3 separate regions of the Homo sapiens genome follow, and regions 2 and 3 are each linked to region 1. A link is a loop called in an ENCODE intact Hi-C map of the cell type or tissue named here. Cell type or tissue: B cell. All regions are shown on one strand. Links, peaks and the distances in the headings refer to the core of each region. The heading gives the core; the rest is flanking DNA.

What was found. A loop is a pair of places that touch in the nucleus more often than their neighbours do. Peaks named below come from ENCODE experiments on the same cell type or tissue, not always from the same donor. Only the 100,000 strongest peaks of a DNase experiment are listed, where the experiment ranks them.
Region 2: a loop joins it to region 1, with 12 times the contacts of the local background. A loop is called at or near these places in 2 of 110 quality-filtered maps.
Region 3: it touches region 1 in a loop (26-fold over the local background); 4 of 110 quality-filtered maps call a loop at or near these places.

Annotation. Positions count from the first base shown.
Region 1 is chr10:4,329,787-4,337,207 of GRCh38, forward strand. LOC105376370 (a long non-coding RNA gene) reads left to right here and starts at 4,672. Exons shown (of 3, transcript XR_930589.3): 1 at 4,672-4,708; 2 at 4,788-4,945; 3 at 6,578-7,029. In B cell, for the core only: CTCF peaks have their summits at 3,221, 3,427 and 3,684; DNase peaks (open chromatin) are centred at 3,225, 3,465 and 4,455; H3K27ac peaks cover 2,902 bases.
Region 2 is chr10:3,755,040-3,762,460 of GRCh38, forward strand. It overlaps LOC105376361 (a long non-coding RNA gene), which reads right to left and starts at 3,011. Exons shown (of 3, transcript XR_930578.4): 1 at 2,921-3,011; 2 at 2,448-2,549; 3 at 1,542-1,626. It overlaps LOC105376363 (a long non-coding RNA gene), which reads left to right and starts at 5,263. Exons shown (of 4, transcript XR_001747332.1): 1 at 5,263-5,451. LOC124902540 (a long non-coding RNA gene) reads right to left here and starts at 258. Exons shown (of 3, transcript XR_007062364.1): 1 at 1-258. RefSeq lists enhancers at 1-887, 2,789-3,008, 6,042-6,141. In B cell, for the core only: no CTCF peak of the experiment used is centred there; DNase peaks (open chromatin) are centred at 2,373 and 3,182; H3K4me3 peaks cover 1,827 bases; H3K27ac peaks cover 1,539 bases.
Region 3 is chr10:3,931,621-3,939,041 of GRCh38, forward strand. LINC02660 (long intergenic non-protein coding RNA 2660) reads left to right here. Exons shown (of 3, transcript NR_183984.1): 2 at 1,036-1,352; 3 at 4,059-4,192. Among named protein-coding and RNA genes, the nearest start is that of LINC02660, 23 kb to the left of the region's middle. RefSeq lists enhancers at 3,554-3,743, 3,784-3,833, 3,854-3,903. In B cell, for the core only: no CTCF peak of the experiment used is centred there; a DNase peak (open chromatin) is centred at 3,701; H3K4me3 peaks cover 1,004 bases; H3K27ac peaks cover 1,079 bases.

The DNA of each region.
Region 1 (7,421 bases), core at 1,157-6,156:
GCTCATAGACACTAGAACCCCTCTCTTCCAAAGCAAGCCATGAAACCTGGAAAGGTCATTCTCTCTCTTCTCCCTTGAAGATCCTTGTTCCACAGGAGTCCTGCCCTATACCTGGAAGGAAGGAATGAATGCATGCAGAGAATCCAAGAAGAACCTGAACAGGCAGGCCTTGCTGGGATTTCCCCTCACTCTATCACTATTAGATCACAGCCTTTTGTCTAATCACATTTCTACACAACTGTCCGTTCTTTATAGAATGTAGGCATAAAAATAATTTTCCTTGAGATTTTGGCTCTTCATTTCTGCATTACTCTGTGTCATGTAAAGTTTGATTAATAATTTTGTTATACTTTTCTCCTGTTTACCTGTCTTTTGTTACAGGAGTGTTCACTGTCATCCTCCTAATAGGTAGGGGATGGTATCACACCTTTCCGCCTTAAAGCCTCAAGAGGTGAAAGAAGGCCTATTGTAGTCATATGGCACAGGGCAGAGAATCTCCAACTTTAATTGTCTGGGATCTTGTTTCAGGCAGATAATTAGCAGGAGAAAATAGAGTCTGACATTGAGCATTTTAATGAGTGCCTGGGCAATATCAAGGCTGGTTGTAATATCAAGGCTGGTTGTTCAGGGAGCACAATGACTCTCTAAGCCTGGATTCCTCACTTGCAAACGAGAGTGGTGCTGCTCACAACTCAGGTACTATTTGGAGAATCAACAAGATTTGACGTGACATGATAAACCCAGAGAATGAAAGCCAGGAAGCATTTAATACATGCTACAATTTTTCCTTTGCTTTTAAAAAGTTGATTTGTTATCAAGAGAAGATGACAGAAATAATACCATTTCGTAACTTTCCATTCTTCACTTTGATAGTTTATCATATATGTGTTTATTTTTCTCATAATAATATACAGGAAACACATTATATTTTCCTAGCGCTAGTCAAATTCTATTTAAGTTTGTTAACACACTAAATCATTGTCAGATAGGGGTCATCATTAGGTTTCATTGGTGTTGGTCAAAGTGGACACTATTTCCAAGACAGCACTTTCCGCCAGAGATTGTGGCATTTTGCCCAATATCTGTTAGGCCGCTTGATGGCTTTTCACATGCCTAGTGAAAAAATTTTTTTTTCCTTTTGATTCTGTTTTTCTCATAATAAAAACTCCCTTTAAAATTGAAGGCAAATTTTATTTTATTGTGGAAATAATCCAGCTTGAGAATGAATCAATGCCACACTTTTTCCATGGAATGAAAGTATAACCTCGTTAGGCTTTTGTGTGTTTTCACAGATGTTGTTCTCCTTTTTTGTAGAAGTGAGCTATCAAAACCTTATTCTGCAGCCATATATACAGGTACAGGTTGAAGCTAGAACTCAGGATAATAGTATACTGAAATTTTTAGCAGCCTAAATTTGTATTTTAAGTAATTATGTCCACCCGTAAGGCAAATATTTAGAACATGTCTGTGTTGACTGGCCCTGTCGACCTCCTGATGGGACTTTTAAGACAAAATGAACACATTGTTTCTGCTCCCTGTGCCCTGAGGGTGGGAACCAGGCTGTGATGTCTTTAAATAGTCACAGGTTGTATCTCTAACCTTTGTGCCATTTCCTAATGATTCATACCCCCAACTGCAGCTTTTGAATAGCTGACAAGCTCAACTCTTAGTGATATAACTTTTAATAACATATATTCTTATTACCTAGGATTTTTTTTTTTTTTGCCATAAAAATACATGGCAGTAAGTTTTTATCCCCCTCCCTAATATGTGAATAAAAATAAAGAATTTTTTAATTAAAAAAACAGGGGTGTGTAGTCCTGAATGGCGTAGTTCTGAGGCTCTCTTTGTTACAACTGTGTGTTAAAGGAAGTCTACCAGGAGCTTGAATGTATATGTTTTAATACTGCTTTGTCCCAAACCATTTTTGTACCTTTTGTATCATGAATTATTTTACATGGCACAAAATAGAAGAAAACGATTAAAACATTGGAGAGAATAATGTCCGTCGTGGTGTAGTGGGAAGCAACAACATTGAGAGCAGAACTAGGGTGACCAACTAGACTGCTCCCATTTGTCCAGGATGGAAGAATTTCCCTAACCGTGGACGTACAGGAGGAACTCCAGGATAGCTGGTCGCTTCGGCTGCCAGCCTCACTGGCGTCAAATAAAGGCTCTGCATTTTACCAGCATGGAAACTTCTGGCAAAGCCACTTCTCAGAGCTTTGGTTGTCTTCTTTATTAGCATAAATACTCTTTATGATTTTGTTAAATTAAGCATGGAATAAAGTGTTCTGCTTACATATTTTAAGTTTGCCTGAAAGGTTTCTCCATACATAGTGGGCTGTAACCTAACTGGATATGTGAACCAACTGTCACCTCCTCTTGTAGCAATCAGTTTCTGCCAGTCAGAGGTGGCCAACTGTCCAGACCAGGCTCAAATAAAGAAAACGCAGAACTGTAACCGATTGGGTGTTTTTACATGTCACTTCCGTCTTCTGTACCTTACTTCCATCTTCTTTAACTCATTTCTATTTTCAGTACTTCACTTCTGTCTTCTGTACCTCATGACCATCTTCTGAACCTTGTTCCCTCTTCTCTATCACACTTCCGTTTTCTATCACTTCTATCTTCTCTAACTCATTTCCACCTTCTGTACTTCACCTCTGTCTTCTGTACCTCGTCATCTTCTAGGCCTTCTTCAGTCTTCTGTGCCTCATTTCCATTTTCCTTACCTTATTTTCATCTTTGTACCTCACTTCTGTTTTTCATAAATGACTTCCGTTACCTGTTACTTCCGTTTTCTCCACATCACATTCGTTTTCTGTACCTCACTTCTGTTTTCCTTAACTGATTTCCATCTTCTGTACCTCACTGTTTTTCATAACTCACTTCCGTTTCCTGAGACTTACTTCCGTTTCCTCCACCTCACTTCCATTTTCTGTAACATCGATTTTCACAACCTCACTTCCGTTTGTTATACCTTATTTGCATCTTCTGTATCTTACTTTTTCACTACCTCACTTCTGTTTTGAGTAACTCACTTTCATTTCTTATGATGTACTTTGGTTTTCTCTACCTCACTTCTATTTACTACACCTCACTTCCGTTTTCATTACCTCATTTCCATCTTCTGTACCTCACTTGTTTTTCATAACTCACTTCCATTTTCTGTGACTCACTTCCATTTTCTCTACCTCACTTCCGTTTTGTCTACCTCACTTCCGTTTTTTCAACCTGACTTCTGTTTTCTATACCTTACTTCCATTTTCAGTGACTCACTTCTGTTTTTTATACCTTATTTCCATCTTCTGTATCTTACTTTTCACTACCTCACTTCTGTTTTTCCTATCTCACTTCCATTTCCTGTGACTTATTTCTGTTTTCTCTACCTCACTTCCTGTTATTAGACCTCACTTCTGTTTTTTTACCTCATTTTCATCTTCTGTACATCACTTGTTTTTCATGACTCTCTTCGGTTTCCTGTGACTTCTGTTTTCTGTACCTCACTTCTGTTTCCCTAACATCATTAGCATCTTCTGTACCTCACTTCTATTTTTCATAACTGACTTCCGTTTTCTGTGACTTACTTCCGTTTTCTCTACCTCACTTCCGTTTGCTGTACCTCACTTCTGTTTTCTGTAACTTCCGTTTTCACTACCTCAATTCCGTTTTTTATACCTTATTTTTGTCTTCTGTATCTTATTTTTTCACTACCTCACTTCCGGTTTTCATGACTCACTTCCGTTTGTTTACTTCACTTCCGTTTTCCGTACCTCTCTTCTGTTTTCCTAACATCATTTGCATCTTCTGTACCTCACTTCTGTTTTTCATAACTCACTTCCGTTTTCTGTGACTTACTTCCGTTTTTTCTACCTCACTTCCGTTTTTCTACCTCACTTCTGTTTTATGTACCTTACTTCCGTTTTCACTACTTTACTTCCGTTTTTATACCTTATTTCCGTCTTCTGTATATTACTTTTTCTCTACTTCACTTCCGTTTTTCATAACTCACTTCCATGTCCTGTAACTTACTTCCGTTTTCTGTACCTCACTTTCGTTTTCTGTACCTCATTTCCGTTTTCTGTACCTTACGTTTTCACTACCTCACTTCTGTTTTTCATGACTCACTTCCGTTTCCTGTACATCTCTTCTATTTTCTCTACCTCATTTCCGTTTTCTCTAGCTCACCTCTGTTTTCTATATTTTCCTTCAGTTTTTACTACCTCACCTCTGTTTTTTATACCTTACTTCAGTCTTCTGTACCCTACTTACATTTTCACTACCTCACTTCTGTTTTTTCATAAATCACTTACTTTTCCTGTGATTTACTTTGATTTTCTCTACCTCACTTCTGTTTTCTGTACCTCACTTTTGTTTTCTGTACCTCATTTCCGTTTTCTGTACCTCATTTCCGTTTTCTGTACCTCATGTTTTCACTACCTCACTTCTGTTTTTCTTAACTTACTTCCGTTTTCTGTACCTCACTTCCATTTTCTGAACTTCACTTCCATTTCCCTTACATCATTTTTATCCTCTGTACCTCACTTCTGTTTTCCATAACTCACTTCCGTTTCCTGTGACTTACTTCCGTTTTCTATACCTCACTTCCGTTTTCTGTATCTCACTTCCGCAATGGTCCCCACCTTGCCTGGAGACCAAGCTTTCTTTGCAGGCCTCATCAAGTGTGCTTGTGGCTTCATCAATAGTAAGTGCTATTCTCATGGTTATCTTCAGACAGAGATAAAACCATCAGTCTTGTTCTCAACTCTGCAACTTCTCTCCAGCAATCAGGTGCCTCTGGGGGACAGGTTGAAAGTCACACCAAGTCTGCTGGTTCTACACTAGCAGAGATGAAGTTTGGGTTGACAGATTCCCAGTGAGAATGCCAGCATCTGCTCTTCAACATCCCATGGCTGACCAGCTCCTTTACCTGCTATATTTTGTTAGTGTGCTTTTACTTTCATCTTTTCATAATAACTTGTAGTGTACAGATTATGGGACACTCTGCGGTGATTTATTTTTAGATCTTAAGAAACTAGACTTAGATTTCTTCAACTATTAAAAATCACAGAAACCAAGGCTATGCTTTCCATCACATTGCTGTAAGCCAGGCAAGCTCGGGAGTTAGGGCCTGATGTTCTTTCAAAACCTTGACTGTCCACAGGCATTTGCTTTCTTTTCAGTGAATCTCTCATCTGAGCTCCTGCTCATGGTAGTCGCAACTTCCATTTATTTTGTGGTCAGAATAGGAACCACTGAAGACAGCCTGTGGTCATTGTCTGCTGAGCAGTGCAGAACAATCTATTAAGCAGAATTCTGTTATTTTAAGGAGTTGAAGGCCCATAATTCTCCTGGCATGTTTTCACACAGTTAATGTTTCCAGGTATCTCGGCGTTGTTGAGTGTAAGCTGCTGTGATAGCTTATGCCAAACTATACTTGCCGTTTCCTTCAGTGGCCAATTTTTAATCCACTCTCTTATGCTGATATAGATGTTCTCTTTGTTTTCCTTTCTGACACAAGCAGGAAGTTTCCAGAGCCCCAAAATAAGAGAGCAAATGACTTACACTGCTTATTTCAGTTTAGTTAATTTATGAATATTTTCATAAAGTTTGATTTTCTGTGAACCACTTAAATTTAGTGAGAATATTTCCTTCTGTTCCAAAGTAAATAAATGAAGAAAGCTGGAGAAACTCATACCGTCTTTCAAGTAAGGAGAAGAAAACCGACCCATCGATTTCTCGTAATTCTATTCATGCTATGTCTTTGATGGGCTTTTAAGGAGCTGTTGTAACCCTGGGTTTTGAGGGCAGTGCATTCCTTTTAAAAAATATGATTCAACCATTAGAAATAGGTTGGAACTTCAAATACCTACCAGCTTCCTCCCATCGATTTTGCATTTTCTCCTAGGTTTATACAACATTAATTAGCCTAGCTTTGCTTTTTAGAGTAATATATTGTGGGTGGCACAACACTGCTGCCAAGCAGATTTGATGACAAAGAGGAGAGTGGTTTATGTTGGATTTGTATTTTAAGGGAAAAAAATACTTGCTATTCTTTGTCTCTCCCTTCTCAATATAATCAAAATTTAAAAATGAATAAAGCCAAGACAAAACAAACAAGGTAGCAAAACACCCCATACTATTATTCAAAGGATCTTAAAAATGTGAAACAATGACCCACTCTATGCCATTTACTTGACTATTTTAAACAGAAAACAAAATGTAGAAATGTAGAAATGAACAAAAATGGAACCTGAGGAACAATGACAGTGTTTTAAATTATTTCCATGAAAGTCCATGCTTTTATTTTTAGGCAATCCTCTTATGTACGCAATCACTGATTATTAATGATTTCCATAAGCACAATTCTTCCAAAAATCTTATCATAAAATATTTCTAACATAAAAGCTGAAAAAATTGCAGAGTGAACACTTGTGTACACTCCACCAGGATTTTATAATTAACATTTATTATCTGTTTTGTTTCATATTTATCTTATTTTCATTCCTCTGTCTAGAAATCAATCTATTATAAATACAATTTTAATCAGTTGATTTATCTTACTTTCCATCAGCAGAAATTTGGAAGCAATTAATTTGGAGGAGGAAAGAGTCTAAGTAAGATGCCTAACAGATCTTGGTGCGTTGACAACCTTGAAACTTGATGTTAATGGACAGGTACAAAGATGAAGATGAGCTGAACAGTCTTAGTGGTTGAAGCTGCTGCATGTAAGATAAGCATGTTAAATCCATGCCATGTATACTGCAAATCCCAATCCTGTGCACAAAGCAGGCATTGCTAAGAAGACCCTGCTGTATTTAAAAAGCCTAGATGCACTGATAGAACCCTCAACACAGGACTCCAGCCATGGACTACCATTGGTTCAGAGCTGCCAGTCCAGTAGTAGCTTATGCATCACCTACGGTAGAGTGGAAACTCTCCTGCACACGCCAGTCACTCCAAGGGCACTTTAATTAAAACCACACAAAATTTTTGTAGATAACAATAAACTTGATTATGGATAAATCATGAAATCAATAAATATAGAGTTCCTGGTACTCACCACCACCACCCCTTCTCTAATTTTTTTTCAAATTCAGGTAATCTCTATACCTTTTGCTTAAAAAAGAAAAGACAAGAAAATAAAATTTTACCTTACAATTCTAACCATCCTGAAAAGTTTTTGTGGCCTGGGTTAGACATGGGAAGGGGTTAGGAAGTTCTCAGTAAGAACAAAAGAAGCAATTATGCAGGTCAATATACAATGCATTGATGACCTAGGTGTGTGGTGGATGTAGGAGATGGAATTCAGCCAGGTGCATATTTTCCTGTAAGAGCCTCGAATGAGTGTGGGATGAATAAGAGGATGAAGGAATGGTATATGTACACACACAGCAATTTCTCAATAATGGATTTTG
Region 2 (7,421 bases), core at 890-5,889, 580 kb before region 1:
GTTCTCCTGGTCGAGTTTAAAATTTAAAAATTATCTTGCCAAGCTTTCTGCACTGTGATTTATGCAAGAATGGTACAAGAATGAAATGGATTGTCTTGGCAGGCTGAGTCACTGCTACGATATCAGGGAGTATCTTCCTGCTGCAGAGGAAAGGGAACACGTCATGCTCTTTGAGTCACAAACCTTCTAATCATCACCTGTCTGAAAGGGGACCTGTTGTAACTGACTCAGCTGAGATTCGCCAAGCAGGCACGCTGAGTGAGTACAGATACCTGGTTAGCAGGTGAGGATGCTGGGGTGAGATTGGCAGCTGTCACTCTCTGAATTTTGACATGGAAGAGGGTCAATATCTGATGCAGGAAAAGTGGGCACCTTTGCATACTAACACAGTGGGCTCACTTACATAATTACACACATTTATCGTCTGTCATTTAGGCCTTGAAATGTATGAATTAATCCTCCTTGTGATGGGAGCGCACTGCTCTGGGGAAAGTCAGCTCTCATAAAGCAACATCTTCTTGGCTGTGTTGGAGCTGTTCCACTTATTCATTCTCTGTTATCACATTCATTGTGCTGGAAACATTCCGGTCAATGTTTTCACTTTTCCTGGGATCCTAGACAATGTCCCCACCATAGCTGCTCTGGAACAAGCAGCTGTGTGGCGATGGTGACTCATTCAACAGAAGTGACTTGTCTCTGGTGAACTCTCCTCTCTGTCTCCTGCCTGAGCTGAAAGTCACAAATCAAATGATAAACCTGGAGCCTCAGCCAGTATCACCCCCGATCTTCAAAGTGGTTCTGAAGGGCCTCAGATGTCTGGCTATTAAGAAGTCCTTCAGGTTTTGTTTGCCTCGCTAATCCTGCCTGTCCTGCTCTTCAGATAGGCAAAGGAGAATTGCGCTAGGCTACAGCTCAGGGCCTTCATCTAAGGCTCTTGTCAACAGCTCTTTGGAGGGTCTGGAGGGCTGGGAAGAAGGAGTCGCAGGTTCCTAAACTACCACATTTCTTCCCACAGTCAAAGTCCTCTGGTCTCCCGAATTTTGTTTCCAACACGACCATGTTGTCTTTGGAAAGGGGGATGTGGGTGGGAAGAGTCTCTAGGTATTCCAAAGTAAATATCAAAGAAAAACTGTAACTGGGAGTTTTTATAAAGGGACAAGTTGTACAGGTTTTCCACTGATCCAGCTGAACCGAGGTCCTGTGGGAGCATCAAGCAGAAATTCCTACCAAAGAGTAAGAAACAAACCAAACGAAAATGATGCACACACAGAAAAAAGGAATAGCGTCTGCTACAATTGCTGCCTGTGCCCGGGTCATTATTTCTATGAGTGGGACCTGAAATGGACAGCTGTCATCGGTCAAGGCTGCAGCTGTGTGTCTTAGCTTTGCCTAGGGAAAGCTCTTTTCCAGACGGAATACAAATGCATTCCTCCTCCTCCTCCTCTTCTTCTCCTCCTGCTACTCCTCCTCCTTCTTCTTCTTCCTCTTCTCTTCCTCCTCCTCCTCTTCCTCCTCCGCCGCCACCGCTTCTTCTTCCTCTTCTTCCTCTTCTTCTCTTACTTCTTCCATAAAGTTGAAGTCCCAGGTTGAGTGAATAAATGCTTTTTGTTCCTTTGAGAGGTTCCCCTAAAAAATGAAAACAGAATTCTCTAACATCTTGCATGAACAAAAGAACACCTATTTACAAAAAAGCAAACAGCACATCCAGCATGCTGCTATGCACCTCACTTCTAGGGTGCAAACTCTCATAACTGTCCGAGGAGAAGCCAATTCCCCTTCACAGGTGAGGGCCAGTGAGGTGCTTCCTCAGGTCTCTTGGTCTAAGGAGAACAAGGCTGGTCTTGACTTCCTTAAGGCATAGCCATTTCCAACAGCGAAGCATATTGAAAAATTCTGGAGTCAAGTTGGCTTTTCAAAACCCACACCCCAAGAGAATGGCAAAAGAGAAATCAGCTGCTGCATTGCTGTTCAGTTTTGCTGTTATTGAAGCTATCTGTTTTAATTATTTCAATCAATGGTGTTCTTATGTGTACTCTTTGGAACTTTAAGCAAATGGAATAATGTAGAAAATCCAATAAATAAGTAAAGGGAGATGAAGAACAGAGAACACTGTGTTTTTCAGGGAAAAGAACAATAGCAGCAGTGGTGTCAACAGAGACTCCTCTTCTCTGTGGCCTTGCTGGCTTGTGCTGCAGAGATACTGGCTCAGTTCTCTTGGCCTTGTCACCTAAGGTCAACACCAGTCTCTCTTCTGTTATTTGGACTTCTTTAAGTAGCTAAAGGTCTCCCTGTGGCTGCTTAATTTCAGCCATCACTACAGTGCTTCTGAGCGACATCATGGTCCTACAGATGTCACTTATGTGTGTAAACCACAGATCTGCACCTGGGCAAACTGGTCCTCATGGAACCACGTCTTGCCGAGACAACCCTACAAACAGGAAACTCACCTGTGTTTATAAACACCATCTTACTTAGCGATGGGTCAAGATTCCCGGGCAGTCCTAGGAGCAAAGTCCCAGAGATTCCTGCATCGTCGAATCTTATTTGCCCTGAAAACAACAAATTACATTACTAAGTGAAGGGAATACACTCAAATTATCTCTAAAAGTGTAATTTGTCATCATTAGCAGAAAAAGGTGATTCAAAGAAACATTGTAAAAATCACCCTAAGGACATCTTCTCGGAATCTTAGAGAACAAGATGACTCACCTTTCCTGCCTTAACCAGCAACCTGTCTGGGCCTTGCTCAGAGCTCATCTCGCACCAGAACAGCCTCCCCGCTGCCTCCCTCTTCCTAGAGGCCATGCTGTTGCCATGTGGTTTAAATCATAGCTGATGCCTATGCGGTCCTACCATGTCCAGAACTTCTATTTATAGCGTCTCATGTAATTTTTATTTATTAGATAAGTGCAATAATCACCGGATGAAAAGAGGCACAGATGACCCTGTCCAGGAGCAAAGTGGTGGCAGGACTGGACCCATGCCAGGTCCCAGCCAGTCCGTTCCTCTCCGCATGGCCCAGCCGCTGGGCTCTGGAAGCTGCAGGCAGGGTCCCTTGCAAGCCGGTGGCCTCAGCCCCATCTCTTTACTTCTCTGCAACTTGTTTTCTCTATGTGCAAGCTGTGACTAATCACACCTCCCTTCAGGGGATTTTCACAGGTTTCATAAGTGAAGTAAGTGCCTATTTTCTTTCTTTCCCTGTGTGTACCTTGTATACCACAGATGGACACGTGTCTAAAATACCTATTTTGTCAGTCTTTTCCTCCAACTCAGAAACACCGAGAGCCCTCCCCAATCCCAGCATTTCTATCAGGAAAAGGCTAACATGCCACCGGCAGCAAAGAGCTCAGTGTCACCAGACATCATTTTGCAGATAAAGAAAGGAAATCCCCGGGTGGCTGAAAATCTCCCCAAGTATGGGCCCAGGGACCTTGATGGGTCAGGTCTCACTGCATCCTGTCCCACTCTGTCCCAGCAAACTTTCTTCTCCAGTCAAAACTGGTCTCACTCTCTGAGGAACACCTGTGCCGACACTCAGGCACAGCCTATGGGGAACACTGCTCCCTGCCCTCTCCCACCCAAATCAACACACCTTCAAAGGAACAGAACACTTCTGCGCCTGGCAAGGCTCCCTTTCCTCTGCCTCCTCCTTCACAGAGACTTTGGGATTGTCCTCTGATGACAGAGTGCCCTGCCTCCTGATGGAGTGACGCTGGGATTAGAGGTGGGATGGAGGATGCCTGCTCACACCTCCCAGATCATTCACCAGGGGGCAGGGCCAGGCCATCATCCCACTGCGTTCATCTTGGCCAGGTGCGATGGCTCACACCTGTCATCCCGGCACTTTGGGAGGCCAAGGCAGGCCAATCACTTGAGGTCAGGAGTTTGAGACCACTCTGGCCAACATGGTGAAACCCCCTCTCTGCTAAAAATACAAAAATTTGCTGAATGTGGCGGCACGTGCCTGTAATCCCAGCTACTTGGGAGGCTGAGGCAGGAGAATCACTTGAACCTGGGAGGCGGAGGCTGCAGTGAGCCAAGATCGCGCCACTGCACTCCAGCCTGGGCTACAGCGTGAGACTCTGTGTCTCAAACAAACAAACAAACAAAGTTTGAAACCACTGTGTTCATCTCACACCTTGCAGAGAGATATATGCCCAGGATGGGGCTGAATAAAAAGCTAATAATAATAGCCACCACCTGTGGAGAGCTTCTCTTGGACCACGCATTCTGCTAAGTCCTTCTCTTGTATGAGGTAAGTACAATTATTAACCCATTTTACAGATGAAGAAAGAGAGACATACGCTCTTCAGCAAACTGCCCAAGCGCATGCATGTAGTAAGTGACGGTATTGAGATTCAAGTCCAGGCAATCTGTCAACCACGCACATGCTACTAGGGAGGGAGGGAGAAGGGGAGGGAGGAAGACAGAGAAAAAGGAAGGAAAACAGGAAAGGAGGAAAGAGGGAGGGAGAGAAAGGAAGCAAAAGGAAGGAAGGCAAAAAGTGAAGGAAGGAAGGAAAGAGAGGGGAAGGAAGGAGAACAGGAAAGGAGGAAAGAGAGGGAGGGTAGGAGGGAGAGAAATGAAGTAAAAGACGAAAGCAAAGCATGGAGAGCAGAAGGAGGGAGAGGAAGTCAGGAAAGGAAGAAAAAGGAAGGACAGGGAAGAAGAGGGAGGGAAGAGTGCTGAGAAAGTTGATTTAACAAAACAGATTTTTGGTCTCCACCTGGAAGGACCAGTTGTGCCCAGAGAACCTTCTCTGTCTCCTCTAACCATGGGATAAAAGGAGATTTCCACAAGAGCGGCTCAGGGACGCAGCCCATCTCTTAAGAAGGAGGCTCTGAGAGGTGAGTCCAAGGGTGTCTGTTCTGTGCGATTTTGAGGCTCTGCAGGAAAAAATCCTTAGCAGAATCCGAAGGGATGGAGTCAGGACCAAGTGACTTTGAGGGCCAAAAGGGAAAGTGGGAGGTCCGTGGTTTAAGGACAGCAGAGTCAAGGATGAAAAGATGCCTCCTTGCGATAGTCCCCAGGTTAGTTCTTTTTGAAATGAGTTTTTAGCCCCGATGTGACTGAGAAGTAAGGGGCGAATCTGTGCAAACACCGCGTTGTGTCCGCCCGGCTCCCAGTGCTCCCAGGTCTTTCTGGAGCAGAGCGGTTTCTGCGCATCACGGTCCCACCATCTGGATAAGAGGAGGTCCCGAGCCTGAGCTACTCTGGGGGCCTCTGGGTGCCCGGGGCCAGCGTCATCGGCTGACACTGCCACCTGTTCTCATGTCCCTTTTTGTTTCTTTTCCAGGGACAAGACCATGGATGCAGCACATGGCCACAAGGCAGTTTCAAGATGCCCATGTCAGGCAGAGGATGGCTCAGTGGTCTCTAACCCACCTAACATTTCATGAACTTTACTCCTGGTCCCGCTCCCAAATTAGACACTGGAGATAATGGATCACTGTAAGCATAAAAGGGGCTTTTTGTTTTCTTTTACAAATATGCCTAGATAATTCTCAGATACACCTGAGTAACAGCACACGTTCTCTACCTTTCAGACCTGTTGAGGGTGAGAGGGAGACGGTTAATGAAAGGCTGTGAGAACGCGATGCACAGAGTCCAGAGAACTTTTGAGATCATCATTCCCACCTCTGAGTTCCCAGCACTTTTTTTTCCAAAAACCGTTTCATACTTAACTAAGGAATCTGTGCTTAATTATTAGCATTAAGGAGAATAGTGAAGGCTAATTGTGGCCAGCGTTTTATTCTTCAAGGTGCAGAAAAACATACATTTCCTTCCTTCCTTCCTTCCTTCCCTCCCTCCTTCCTTCCCTCTCTACTTCCTTCCTTCCTTCTTCTCTCTTTCTCTCTCTTTCTTGCTTTCTTTAGCCTGTGCAGGAGTCAGACTCTGTATTGCATTTAGAATGAAGATAAGTCAAATTTTTAATCCCTGAGCCAAACACATCGGGTAACTTTCAAGTTCCCCAGAATCTTCTGATTTTCACTTGGGTTCAAAACCACAGTTCCACATGCAGTTGAAGTGGCATTTTCTTCCATTGGCAACTTCTGCATTTGGTATCAAACCTTTGGTTATGCACAGAGCTGAGGGAGAGCAAACCGATTCTTCACGCATGTTCCACCCTTGGAGCACTCACCCCTACCTCTAGGAGAGCCCCTAAAATGAGCTTGAGTCCTCCATCCAGAAACGAACCAACACTTCTCACAGAGAAGATGGCAGGGCCTCGTGCATCAGAACCCCAGCCAATCAGGACTGCAAATAAATACCCAGAAGCTGGTCTCAATGATGCGCTTGGTATAGGAAATGAAAGACGGAACCAATGGTTTCAACAAAATGAGAGCAGAACTGAAAGTCTGCAAATAAAAATTACAGGTCCTTCATCACAGCTTTCCCTCCACACAGGCCGTAAGAAAACCATGCAGTTCTCTAAGAGAATGTTTTTTTTTTTTTTTTTCCAAGAGCTCTTGAGTCATCTTGGTTTCTGTCTCTTGATGTAGAATTGACTCTGAAAGCAATAAAATAGTAAAAACACCTCATTCCCCTGCTTTGCATGTAATGGACTAACCAGGAAGATAAAATGTCCCACTTCCGGGGCTCTTCACCTGACATCACCTTAGTTTGAAGTTACTTAGCTTGGTATTCTGGCATATTTTAGAAAGCAAAAAGCACCTTAAACCTTAACATTTTGTGTCATTTCTAGGCCAAACACTTTGGGGCTTTTAAAAAAAGTACACCAAGATAAAGTCATCATTGACTCTGTTGAAAGAAATGGTAGGCAAAAATAAATAAATAAATAAATTTGACAAATGTATTAAAAATTCAAGGCTAAATGGGTTGAACAAAAGATTGGAAGCCGAGGTAATCTGTGAGAGATCCATGCCCAGCTGGCTAAGCTTTTCATCCTTCGGTTCTTACCCCTGACTTGCTGAACCAGCATGGTTAGAAAATGTGGGCCACACACACAAACAACGTTGAAATTCCTTGGATGTCAAGCTTTTGATTCACGCCCATTCTGTAAAGCATTAGGAGGTCAAAGGTGTATGGTTTTCTGCACTTTGGAAAAGAAGGAGCTGACCATTTCCAGCCTTCAGTGCTCTCTTTCATGCTAATAATTGAGCTGGAATTCCTGAAGAATGACACTGGGCGCTGAGGTTCGTCCTGGGAAGTAGGGGTGGGGTTTGTACCTGCAGTTTGCATAGGATCCTCCCACTGACCTGCCTGTTAGAAAGGACAGTGGCTTCAAAATCTGTTTGTTGTTCATTTGTTTTTCTCCCCATAGAGAACAAGGTGAGTGGAGGTATCTTCAATGAGAAGAAAGGCCTGAGCTCCCATTCTCCTGTTACAAACACACCATGTCAAATATTTTTCGAGTCAATATGTTTTAATAAGTGCTCTTTATTTATTGGGGCTACAAT
Region 3 (7,421 bases), core at 954-5,953, 400 kb before region 1:
CTGTGGGGCACAAATCCCCATGACCTTTGGCAATACCCAGCTTTGCAAATTTAACCATGATAGATAATTTCCCTCTAAAATGCAACAAAGTATAACTGAAAATGTAACTGGCCTCCTCGCATCATTAATGTTCTTATGCAAAAGGAATTAGGTGATTTACAAAGCTCTGAAAATACAGTCCAGCCAGAGCACTTGCCAGAAGCGTTCACAATTCACCGTCGCTTGCTCGTGTGCACATCTTGCCATGCGACACCCAAGCCACACGCAGGAATCACGGTCCATCTCAGGAGCTCATTGTTCAGTTCCTCTGGATGCTCTTCATTCTGTCTAAACTGGAATATTACTATAAGTTTATAGTAGAAAAACGTGATGATTTTATAATAACGAGCTCAATCGTCTCATAGTTGTCCAGTGGTTTCATGGCACCAGGCGGGGCACAGGGACGGGGTGCAGGAGGGGCCCTGCCGGCTGTCACACCTGCCATGCAGGTGGGCTTCACAAACCTCCAGGAGCCTCTTCTCTCCCAGACTTTCGGGGAAGAGCAGCTTCTGGGCTCATGTAGGGCCCTGCACTTTCATTCTGGGGGCACTGACAAATACAAACAGAATTCAGGTGAGTGATACAAAGGAAATGGATAAAGCATTTGGTGGGGAGAGAGGTGTGGAGGCTCCTTTGGTTTGAAAGATTAAGACTCAATCTCACGTCTCCAAGGAGGAGAAATTCTACATGAGAAGTAAACATTGGGAGCGCCAGGCATGGGAGGCCTGTGGCAAGGGCTGGGGGCAGGGGAAGCTGGCGCCAGAGGGGGCCAGAGGGCACCTGGTGTGTTTCAGGGCAGTTGAAGGCGTAAGGTCAGGATGGGCAGGGCATGGGCAGAGGGGAGGGGTGACGGGGGGCATGGGCAGAGGGGAGGGGTGGGGGGGCATGGGCAGAGGGGAGGGTGGGGGGGCATGGGCAGAGGGGAGGGGTGAGGGAGGCCAGAACCGGGCAGGGCCCAGCCTCTGCTTGGGTGTTCATGGGTTCTTTTGTCTGCAGAGCATTAGGAAGACAAGCAGGGCCTTCAGTAGGCATAAGGTGATGAGGTTCATGCCGTTGGATCCCACGGGTGCCCTGGGGAAGAGATGGTTGGGAAGTCTGAGAGGAAGCAGGAGAGCTTTCGGAGCACATGGATGCCGTCCAGAATGGAGATGGTTGTGGCTCGGAAGAAAAAGAAATCACCCAGCTCGGAGTCAGGATACATTTGGAGGTCCAGGCCGCCGAGTTTGCTGGTGGGGAAGATAGGCACCAGAAAGGAAAGAGGACATCCAGGGCAATTTCTTCTGCCCCCCAGCCAATCCGTACATTGTCCAGAGGTAGGAAGAAGTAGCCTCATTTTATGGTCAGGATCCTTGGGGCTCAGATGCGTTAAGTAATTGGTCAAAATCTTGCACAAATCCTGCAAGTACAGAGGTAGAAAATGAATCCAGGTCTTTGATTCCCAAACGTAAGCTCTTTCGCTGTGTCACTTCTCCTCTTCGTTTTCATGCCAGTTCCAAGAATTAACACTGCAGTTAGCTTTCTGTTTCCTTTCCCAAGATGTACTATGTAACAATGAAGAAACCTTAAGAAAAGGATAGCAATGTCTAACATGGATGCAGGGCCAGCCTCATTCTCTGTCAAAGCGACTAGTTCCTACACTCTGGGTTCCAATACAAAGAATGCACATTTATGCAGCAGGAATGGCCCAAGGACCACACATTGCACAGCTCTTGGGAGCAGAGCAGAAAGCTGCGCCAGGCCTATCTGATCAGTCTTCATGGAAAGGGTCGCAGATCCCATTCGGCTTGGAGATTTTGATGAATTTTCCTTTCTGTGGGTTGGATTTAAAATGTAATATTCTTCCCCCAGTTGAAAGTTTAGGACTAAAAGATGGGAAATCTTTTACAAGCTACACTTCTTCCCCACCCTTACTTCCCCTGGAGTTTCCATCAGCAATCATCTGAGTGCCCCATTAACTCCCCAAAACCCAAGGTCTGTTGGTGGTGGAATATTGAGCTGAAGAGCAGACTGTTGTAGAAGTCATCAGTTCTCTCTGATCATAGTGTCCAAACAAAAACATTATGGGGGAAACTGGCCCCATCACTTAATTATCTCCCAACAGGTCCTTCTCAAAACACATGGGAATTATGGGAGCTACAATTCAAGATGATATTTGGGTGAGGACACGGCCAAACTGTATCAAGTCCCCAATTGAGGGCACCTGCTCCCTGTAGATAATGGCATTTCAGATCTACAATGTGGCATTTCCAGACAACTCACTCATTTACGCTGATTGGTGCAAATTTTATTTTAGCCTCCAAACATTTTTCTTCCCCAGTCTGTTAAAAGAAAACAAAACCAAAACACCTCTCTCTCTCTCTCTCTCTCTATTTATAGATAGAAACGCTTACCCATATCATAGCATCAGTATTTTGCTGAAGCCCTGGAGTGTCAGGCACCGTGTTAGGAACTGAATACAAAAATAAGATGTAAACCAGTCCCTCAAGGAATCTATGGGACTGGTAAGATTAGCTAACCGTGCACCTGGAGGGAATATACTTAGAAATAACTGCAAATTCTGCAGAAATGCTGAGGGGTTCCCAAACTCGTTTCTGTGAGGCCTGTTAATTGCTGAGTTGTTTTGTCTCTGGTCTGTGGAACCCCGATAGTGTGCCCTAGGTCTTTAATTTCTTCATCTCTAAAGAATAGTGTCAATGGAGTCATTGCATGTGTTTATTCATACTTCTCAATGTGGAAGAGAACTCTCTAGGGTGTAAAACCCTATCCAGGAAGCACATGACAAGTTGGAATCCTCAATGACATGGCATTGCTATAGTTGCTATCGGAACAATCTTTTCTTTTTTTTCTTTTTTTGAAACAGGGTCTTGCTCTGTCATCCAGGCTGGCGCGATCTCGGCTCACTTTGACCTCTGCCTCCTGGGTTCAAGCGATTCTCCTGTCACAGCCTCCTGAGCAGCTGGGATTACAGGCAGGCACCACCATGCTGAGCTAATTTTTGTATTTTTAGTAGAGACCAGGTTTCGCCATGTTGCCCAGGCTACTCTCGAACTCCTGGCCTCATGTGATCCGCCCACCTCAGCCTCCCAAAGTGCTGGGATTACAGGCGTGAGCCACTGCAACCAGCTGGAACAATCTTGATATTAGGGTGAACAAGTGATTTCATAGCTTTCTCTGAAGGAGGAAACACTGGGAGCATCCACCCGAGAATCAACACTGTGGATCATTCTGGGGAGTTAATAGTTTTGAGATGTGTCCCAAGATAATTGTTAGCTTGAATTACCACGTGGATGGAACCATGCTGATCCTAAGAGCCAGGTAATGGCCAAAGGTGCCATTCAGGTGAAATCCCCAGGTGGAAAATTCTTCCACTTCCAATGATAGAATTCTATTACTCTGCCTATAGTTTGGTGAAACAAGACTTTACAAATAGAGGACAAGATCCATTTTGCCAAGAACAACCATATGGATTTAACTGCTGCTAACAACCGTTAGGAAGGAACATCAATAAAAAGCAAGCCTGTGAGACAACTCCTTCCCCAAGGGGCGCTTGTTACAGAGCGCGGGCCCCAGCAGGCCTGGTCCATCCTCCACATTCTTTCCTCTCTGACTTATTTTTACTTTCTGTTTGAATTGGCTTGGTTTTATTTTGCCCTAAACTGTGTCTGTAGTCATCCCCCGACAGAGTTTTGAGAGTGAAAGTCCGATCTGCCCACGCTTCACAGAACTCAATGCGGAGCCTTCTCAGGAGTCACTTGACGTCAAGGCTGACTTTTAAATTTGCCAAAAAGGCATTCTTTGGGGAGCGGTCGGCACCATCACTTTCCCTCTTTAGAGAGCTGCTACTGGCTGCTGGAATTCAAAACCCACAAATTGCATTTCTAAACTTAATTCGATACATAGATGAGCGGAAAGATCAGACATTGATGCTATTGTTTTCAACCAAGATGTTTTACTATATCATTTATATTTTGTTTTTTTCTTCCCCCAGTTTTTAAACTTTTTGTTTGTTTGTTTTACAGGCCAAGCCTACTGCTGTTAGAAAACATATTTAGAAATCACTTGGTTCTTCCTTGCCTGAACATCATCTATTTAGTTAGCTTGTGTTGTTTAGATGTGCTTCAGATCTCAAAAAAATAAATTATGTTATTTGAAAGCTTGCTCTCTGCTTGTTTACACTATTAATTTAGAGTCCAGAGGAATCTCTAAATTTGCCTCTAGAAACCACATAATCACCTAATAATACCTTTCCTGACTCCACTTTCTGACACAAAGTGACTTTTGAAACGCTTCCATCTTCCCTTTCTATTTAATGTACTGCACTCCACTCTTTTTTCCTTTCGTTTTTTCTACAGTCCGTCATGGAGTATTTGTTTACCAAATGTTACTTTTCTTGGATCCAATCTATTTTTGAAGAGCGCAAAAGCAAACAACTGTTTGAAGCTGTCAAGCTTCATTTTATTTATGCATGAATAACACAAATAACTTGAAAATGACCTAGTCTGTTTTTCTCAGATTTAGATAGAAAAACTGCTTCCGGCCAATGTTTATGCCAATTTGTTCATGCCAAGTTTCCAGTTTCGGTGCCAACCGGTTTTTACAGCCAAGTTGTAAACCTTCGGTAAACATGGCTTATAATGAAAAGTGCAACACAGCCTGAACCCTGGCACCAGGGGACGGATGTAAATTTATTCTAAGAACAAAATTCTAACAGGAACAGGAGGGGAGCTAGGCTGGCTACAAAGTGTTCCCACCGTAATATGGAAAATGTACAGATGATGATATATTTGATTACTAAGATCCCATTAGGCCAATTTAGGCACTTTATGTATTTCCTTTGCTCTGGACGCTGAGTGGTTTCATGCTCAATTTGAAGCAACTGGCTCATTGTCTCAGGGTGGTTCTAGAACTTTGCCTTCAGGTGGGGCTGGGGAGGGAGCCCTGGCATTTCAAGACAGGAGGGGGTGATATGGTTGGGCTCTGTGTCCCCACCCAAATCTCATGTTGAAAGGTAATCCCCAATGCTGGAGGTGGGCCTGGTGGGAGGTGACAGGGCCATGGAGGTGGCTCCTTATGGTCTCACACCATCCTCCTGGGTGCTGTCATCCCTATCGTGAGTTCTTGTGGGGTTGGCTTCTCATGGTCTGACACCATCCTCCTGGGTGCTGTCGTCCCTATGTGAGTTCTTGTGGGGGTGGCTTCTCATGGTTTAACACCATCCTCCTGGGTGCTGTCATCCCCGTCGTGAGTTCTTGTGAGATCTGGTTGTTTAAAAATGTGTGGCACCTCCCGCGTTGCTCTCTCTTCCTCCTGCTCCAACCATGTAAGATGTGCCAGCCTCTCCTTTGCCTTCTGCCATGATTGTAAGTTTCCTGAGGCCTCCCCAGAAGCAGAAGCCACTGTGCTTCTTGTACAGCCTGTGGAACCGTGAGCCAATCAAACCTTTTTCTTTATAAATTACCCAGTCCCAGGTATTTTTTTATAGCAATATGAGAATGGACTCATACAATGGGTATGTTCATCTGCATTCATAAAGGTACAGAAAAAGGAATCAAATGTTTTATTTTAACATCAGTTCAAAAATGTCCATCCATGTCAACCTCTTCTCTCCTAATATGTTGCATCCAGTGTGTCCTTTGCAAAACCTAAAAAAATTATATCCCTCCCATTTATAACCCTCCACAGCTTCCCATTTTCTTCAAGTAAGCCACACACTTCTTCCTGGACCCTCAAGATCCCCCCTGGACCCCCGAGAAGGCAGGTGTGAAGCCTTTTGTCTATAAACTCATCTATCTCTCTCCACTCCCCAATTGAGCTCTCAAGGGACACTGACATCCTTTCTGTTTCTGGAACATTCCAAGCTGATCCTGGCTTAGGGCTTCTAGAGGCCCCCTCAGCAGGAAAACCCTTTCTTATCTCCCACTTGGCTGGCTCCTTCTCTCTGCCCACATCTCACTCAGACTCTGAGAAGCATCCCCCCAAATATTCCATCAAAAACAGCTCCCACCCCCACCCTCCATCCCAATCTATCACGTTGTTGGTTTTTCTTCATAATGTATTTGAAATTGCTCACTTGCATATTAATTTACTTACTGATCAGAATGCAAATTAGATTCGAATGTCAATTTACAACTGCCTGGATGCTTTTTTACCATTTTTCAGCCGTATTCCTAGGACTGAGGTGCACAGAGATTACTCAATACAAACTTGTTAAATGAAATCAATGCTTATTAAACTGATGTCTCCTGTTTACAGGGAAAAATGCCCAGTGTTACAGGTGCAGCGATGGATGAGCCCCAGTCCAAGAGCTCACGGAAGGGCTGCCTGGGCTGCATACCTGTGCGTGCAGTCGCAGAGAGCTCGTGTTGGGGTCGCCACAAACCCCCCAGGGCCACAGGGACCCAGGCCTGGACTCCTGGGGGGACTTCTCTGCAGGCGCTAAGGGGTGGGTGGGTGTCCAGCAGGGAGACAGGGAAGAGGGCGACCCACGCCATACTCACGGTGCTTGTGGCCAACTTGGTCATGGTTATGTACCCACGGGACCTGCGGTCCCGGGCAGAGTTCATGGTGTAGCTGTGGTGAGAGTGAGGCCCTGACTCAGTGTCCTGTTGTGTCCAGGTAGAGCTTACTTTTGAGAAGGGAGCCAAAAGATTCCTTTTGCATAAAAAGTGAGACAGTCCAAGCTGGTAGGGAGCTGGGAGAATGTCATGGGCTTTGAGAGACCTTCATCGTCAGAAGGAAAACTTTAAAAAGTACTTACTTCTCATGAGTAGGATGAAGTCCATCACTTCCTGTGTGGTAGATTTCCTTGGATAGTCCTGACTAAGTCAGAGCCAAAGGATTTAGAGGTATCCAGGTATCAAAAGAAAACCAATTTCAGGCTGGGCGTGCTGGCTCATGCCTGTAATCCTAGCACTTTGGGAGACCGAGGCGGGTGGATAACGAGGTCAGGAGATAGAGACCAGCCTGGCCAACATGGCAAAACCCTGTCTCTGTTAAAAATACAAAAATTAGGCTGGGCGTGGTGGCTCACGCCTATAATCCCAGCACTTTGGGGGGCCGAGGTGGGCAGATCACGAGGTCAGGAGATCGAGACCATCCTGGCTAACACGGTGAAACCCCATCTCTACTAAAGATACAAAAAATTAGCTGGGCGTGGTGGTGGGTGCCTGTAGTCCCGGCTACTTGGGAGGCTGAGGCAGGAGAATGGCATGAACCCAGGAGGTGGAGCTTGCAGTGAGCCGAGATCGAGCCACTGCACTCCAGCCTGGGCGACAGAGCGAGACTCCGTCTCAAAAAAAAAAAAGAGAAAGCCAATTTCACTTCAGGCCTTGCTGAGCCTCCTTACTGTCCTGAATCCAGGAACCCCAGTTCCACACCACCTG